Linked DNA regions of Homo sapiens: region 2 is linked to region 1. A link is a contact called in ENCODE Hi-C or POLR2A ChIA-PET data. All regions are on one chromosome and are shown on one strand. Each heading gives the region's core, a stretch centred on a gene start or an enhancer-like site at or near the end of the contact. The rest is flanking DNA. Distances are from core to core; before and after follow the strand shown.

Region 1 (2,700 bases), core at 185-2,684:
GATAATGCAGTCTTTAAGAAACAGAACAGTACAATACATCAGTTTCACCATCTTCCTCTAAAACGAAGTGCCTTTGAATCCTAGACATTTAAAATTTGCTTTAAACCTGCTTCCATCTCAAATATTCAGGAAATGCATATAATTTCATTTACTTTTTATTTACACAAGTCGCCTTTGTGAAACCCTTCATGTCCCCAGCGGATATTTAGGAGGAGACTATTCATTTGGATCCCTCCTTCTGTCTTTAGAAATATTATCACCCTGGAACGTTAAGTACTGATCATAAGCAAAATTAAAGTTCCTGGCGAATCTCAATATATGTCTTTTTCCCACCAAACATGACAAACTTCTAAAGACAACTCAACCCTTCACATACACACACACACACACACACACCCTCAGCTGTGCCAGTGTCCCTGATGTTGCATCTAGTTAACCTACAAGACCCATTCCCACGGGTCATGACCCAGTATTTCTGATGACCACATTCAGTGCTGTGAGGTGCCCAAACCATTACCGCATCCACCTCTCTGTGAACCATGCCCAGTGAGCTCATGCAGGAACCTGGGTTGGAGCGCTCCTTGCTGTGAAGCTAAAGGATCCATCACGAATCTGGGAACCCTCCCTCGCGGTTCTCCCCGGCCACACAGCGTGGGAGCCGCTGGGTTAGGGTAGGAAAAGGGGCGCCTGCTTGGAGGAGGGTGGTCGGGTCATGCTGTGCGCAGCCAGGGAAGCCGAGTTTGGGAAGAAGGCAGCCGGGGAGCCGGAGGGGATAAAAATACCCACAGGGGCTGAAAGAGTTGGGGAAGAGGGGGCGGCGAGGACGACCCCGGTTCAGGCGGGAAAGGAAAGATGGAAAGGGGGCGCAGGAAATGGGCGCCAAAGAAAGAAGTGAGAAATTGCGGAGGAGGAAGTCGTCCCTGGAAGAGGAGGGGCAAAGGGGAAGCGAGAATGGAGTGTTTGCACTTTCGAGAGGGAAGGGCCAGAGCCTCTCCCGACCAGGGCCGGCGGGGCGGACGCCTGGGGAAGGGGCGTCCGGGCGGGCTGAGGGGGCGGCGCGGTGCCCAAGGTCCCCGGGGTCCCTACCTGAACCGCTCCTGTCCCGCCGTGTCCCAGAGCTGTAGCTTGATCCTCTTGCCCGGCTCGATCTCCAGCAGGCGGGAGAAGAAGTCCACGCCGACGGTGGGGTCGCAGGCGGGGGAGCGCAGCCCGGGGAAGCGGCCCTGGGTGAAGCGGTGCAGGAGGCAGGACTTGCCCACGGTGGAGTCCCCGATCACGATGAGGCGGAACTGGTAGATCCAGATGGTCTCCATCGCTCACGTGCCCCGCTGGCTCCCGGGCCGCCCCACCCGCGGGCTAAGTTCGGCGGCGGGAACTGTCCTTTCAGCACCTCGCGGGCGCCCGCCCGCCGCCTTCCAGCATATTCCTGCGGCTGCGGCCGCCGCCTGGTGCCCGCCCTCTCGGGAGAGAGAGGCGGGGCCAGGCCCGGCTAGGGGCGGGGCCTCTGGACGGGGGCGGGGCGGGGGCGGTGGCGCGTGGGAGGGGGAAGCAGGTTTGCTGCCGCGAACTCCCGCCCCTGACCGGCTGCAAATCACTCTCCCTCAACGCTCACTGGGCGCCGGCAGGAAAGTGGGCGTGGCGGGAAGACGTGACAGCAGCAACAACCAAGGAAAATGAAGCAAGGTCTCAACTCCGGGAGGGTCAGCCAATGAAAAGTGAGAGTCGTTTTCTTACAGGCGTCAGGGCGGGTTGGTCAGATTAGGGCTCTGATTTTGGAAGTCCCTGAGGCCATAACTTGGGTCATTGCTTTGATTCCTCTTTTTTTTTTGTCCCCCAGGCTGGATTGATGTGGTGAGATCTCGGCTCATTGCAGCCTCAAGCGATCTGCCCACCTCAGCCTCCCAAGCAGCGGGGACCACGGGTGTGAGCCATCACACCTGGCTAATTTTCTTCTGGGTTAAAAAAAAATTTTTTTTTTAGAGATGTGGTCTCGCTATGTTGCTTAGGCTGGTCTCAAACTCCTAGGTTCAAGCGATCCATCCACCTCAGCCTCCTGAGTAGCTGGGACTACAGGCGGGGGCCACCACATCCCGCTAATTTTCTAACTTTTTGTAGAGATGGGGTCTTGCTGTGTTGCCCAGGCTGGTCTCGAACTCCTGACCTCAAGTGATCCTCCAGGCTCAGCCTCCCAGTGCTGGGATTACAGGTGTGAGCCACCACACCCTGCTTTCTTGTCTTGATGAGAGCCACCTCCAAGGCATTTTAAGGTGAAGGAGTTTTGGGCAGGATTGAAATAAATTTGCACAGCCAGTTCTGGGTGCTTCTAGCAAGGGCTCTGGCTGTTGCTGCGTGCTGCCACTGTCTGTTCTTCACTGCTATGAGTACCACAGAAGAGTGAGAAACGCCAAGTATCATCCCCATACCCTCTGGGGCCCTCCAACCCTGGGGACAGTGGCAAAAAAAAAAAAAAAAAAAAAAGCCGGGGAAATGTTGAGAAGCTCATGAAATTTTCAGCTCTCCTTGGTCTCCATTGTTTAAGTCAGAAAAAAGCGAACAGGTGGTCTCTTAGCTCATGTCTGATTAATGATGTAAGTAAACAAAGCAGAACTTAAATTCTGGTGAGATCTTACTACTTTCTTGTGCCTTTCCTCAAATTGAGTAATAGTGACGTCAAGGTTTATCTTTAAAAAGTGAAACAGT
Region 2 (2,700 bases), core at 201-2,700, 190 kb before region 1:
TTGACCTCAAATGATCTACCCACCCCGGCCTCCCAAAGTGCTGGGATTACTGGCATAAGCCACCTCAACCAACCTGATTGTAAGATCTTAATTAAACCATAAATTAAGAAGGTTCTGAACTTTTTTTTTTTACATCTCTAGAGTACCTAGTTCACCTATGTCACCTAGTCAATACTGACTGAAACCCAAGATAACCTAATTACTTTCTTGTGATTTCTTCACTCATCCCATGAGACTAACAAATAGGCTAAAAACTCATCTTCCCTGGAAACCTACGCCTTGTGACTTTTCTATTATCTCAGTCACCCAGGATCAATTTTAGACTCTTTCTTTTCCCTTGGCTTCGCACCCTCACTCCCTAATTGTCAAGTCCTAGACTGGTTCTTTTACAATCTCTTGCAAAGCTCCTACCGCCAGCACCCTTGTGCAAGTAATGTTATTCTACGCCCAGACGTAAGAACTAGAGTGACCTACCATTGCAACAAAAACAAACATATCAACAATCCCTACTTAACTAGGGTCAAGTCCATACTCACAACATAACTGGATCTCCAAGCTTATTGCCCCCATCGACCTAGAAAACTCAAGCTTCACCAACCACACCCTGAAGGTCTCTACCTATTCCTGAGGCTTTGCCTGACAATCTGTGGTGCGTACTCCCTTGCTTACGCATGTGGAGAATAAATTCTTTGAGACTCTGCCCCTGCTGTGTTCCCTAAACACAACGGTCAGAAGAGCGACAGCCCTTGGAACGCCCTCAGTATGTGAGCTTTGCTCATATGTCAAGTATAATTTATTGTATTATCTGAGTAGTCATTTGTTTTCCCTGATAAATTTCAGGCTGCTCCAAAAAACATCTGTTATGATCACATGGTGCCCTCTCCCCTTGTATGCCCAATGATTATCTATTGTATTAAAAAAGAAAAGGAACCTCTCCTGACAATAACGCACACAAATATGTTTTAAAGAAAATCTCGGGAGCAGCTGCACAGGCCTGCAAAGAGACTCTCCCCGATCCCACCGCTCAGGCCGGGCCAGCGCCAATCCTGGCGGTCCTGCCCGCCCAGACACGTGCCCTTGTTTGACACACCAGTAACGCTCATTAAGATGATTACGCCGAGACCTTGGAAGTAGAAACGCGCTGTAAAAATAGGCGAGTCCCTGGGTGTTATCGGAGCACTTAGGCGGTTTTTGGACCAGAACCCGTCGCGTGACTGTCCTGGGGCCTAAGCCGCGCGCCCGGGCCGCGGGAGCCGCAACGGCCGCGGGCTGGAAGCTTCCGAGGCGGGGACTCCTCGCATCCCGGGTCTGAGTGCTGTGGGGACGAACCCCGCTCACCTGCACCAGCCTCCGGAGCAGGGGGCTGCGGCTGCGGGCGCCGCTGCGCAGAAGTGCCGCCAGCACAGCCATGGTCGCAGAGGGCTGAGTATCGGCTCCACAGGCGTAGACTAGCGGCCTCCTCCCCAACCCCGCACCCCTAGCGGCCCGGCGCGGGCACCGCCCATCCCGCTTCCTCCAATAGTCGCCTCTCAGTCGGCGGCGATTGGCCGGCAGCCAAGGGCGGGGCGGAGCCTGGCGCTGGGACACCGCAGCCTGGGCCAGGAAAGGTTGACGAGTGAAGGACGTGGATGGAGACACTGGCGCTGGGGTCAACGAGCACCTGACACGCTGCTGGCTCCCGTGTCCACCAAGTCTAACCTGCCGGGGCCGGTGGTTTATGTGTAATCCGAGATTTTTCGATTTACTGAGCATGTTTCCCTTAGGCCTACCCAGCACAAACTCATGAAAATATTTTAGGATTTTTTTTTTTTTTTTTGAGACAAGGTCTCACTCTGTCACCCAAGCTGGAGTGCAGTGACGTGACCACAGCTCACTGTAATCTCGACCATCAGGGCTCAAGCGATCCTCCCTCCCCAGCCATCCCAGTAGCTGAGACTACAGGCGAAAGCCTCCACAACCAGATAATTTTTGTATTTTTTGTGGAGACGGGGTTTCACCATGTTGGCCAGACTGGTCTTGAACTCCTGGACTCAAGTGAGCCTCCCTCCTCGGCCTCCCAAAGTGCTGGGATTACAGGCGCAGGCGACCACGCCCAGCAAATTGTTGTATTTTTTTTTTTTTGTAGAGACTAGGTCTCCCTATGTTGCCTAGGCTGGTTGCTGACTCCTGGGCTCAAGCAGACGGCCAGACTCAGCCTCTCAAAGTGCTGGGATTACAGGCGTGAGCCATCACACCCAGCCGTGAAAATATTTTGAAGCAATCAAATTCCAGGCTCAGTCCAGATACAAATATGGGTAAAAAGGCCTCAGGTGATTCCAGTCCCCAACCTTCAACCACTCCAGCTGAGACCCCAGACATCATGGAGCAGAGACAAGCCATACCCACCATGCTGTCTGAATTCATGGTCCACAGAAACGAGAGAAAACAAATGGTTGTTATTTTAGGCCATTATGTTTTGGAGTATTTTTTTTTTTTAAGATAGGGTCTCGCTCTTGTCACCCAGTCTGGAGTACAGTGGTGCAATCATATCTCACTGCAGCCTCAAACTCCTGGTCTCAGGGGATCCTCCTGTCTCTGCCTCCCAAGTAGCTAGGGGATCCTCCTGTCTCTGCTTCCCAAGTAGCTACGTAGCTAGGACTACAGGCATGCTCCACCATGCTAATTTTTTTAATTTTTATTTTATATAGAGAAGGGGTCTTG

Evidence for each region. A loop is a pair of places that touch in the nucleus more often than their neighbours do. ChIA-PET counts read pairs that join two places held with the same protein, here RNA polymerase II (POLR2A). Pooled maps may share reads with other maps.
Region 2: a map of CD14-positive monocyte shows a loop between it and region 1 (21-fold over the local background). The contact joins the promoter of ACAT1 here to the promoter of RAB39A in region 1. A Hi-C loop is called at or near these places in 2 of 168 maps with a recorded cell type or tissue (B cell and CD14-positive monocyte), 1 of 37 single-sample maps with no recorded cell type and 7 of 50 pooled maps. POLR2A ChIA-PET finds 5 or more read pairs at or near these places in 3 of 52 experiments (Caco-2, HEK293 and Panc1).

What each region holds. Positions count from the first base shown.
Region 1 is chr11:107,927,182-107,929,881 of GRCh38, reverse strand. RAB39A (RAB39A, member RAS oncogene family) reads right to left here and starts at 1,434. Exons shown (of 2, transcript NM_017516.3): 1 at 1,087-1,434. The coding sequence starts at 1,313. RefSeq lists silencers at 959-1,178, 1,209-1,698.
Region 2 is chr11:108,120,317-108,123,016 of GRCh38, reverse strand. It overlaps ACAT1 (acetyl-CoA acetyltransferase 1), which reads right to left and starts at 1,450. Exons shown (of 12, transcript NM_000019.4): 1 at 1,339-1,450. The coding sequence starts at 1,410. RefSeq lists silencers at 1,239-1,648, 1,250-1,788.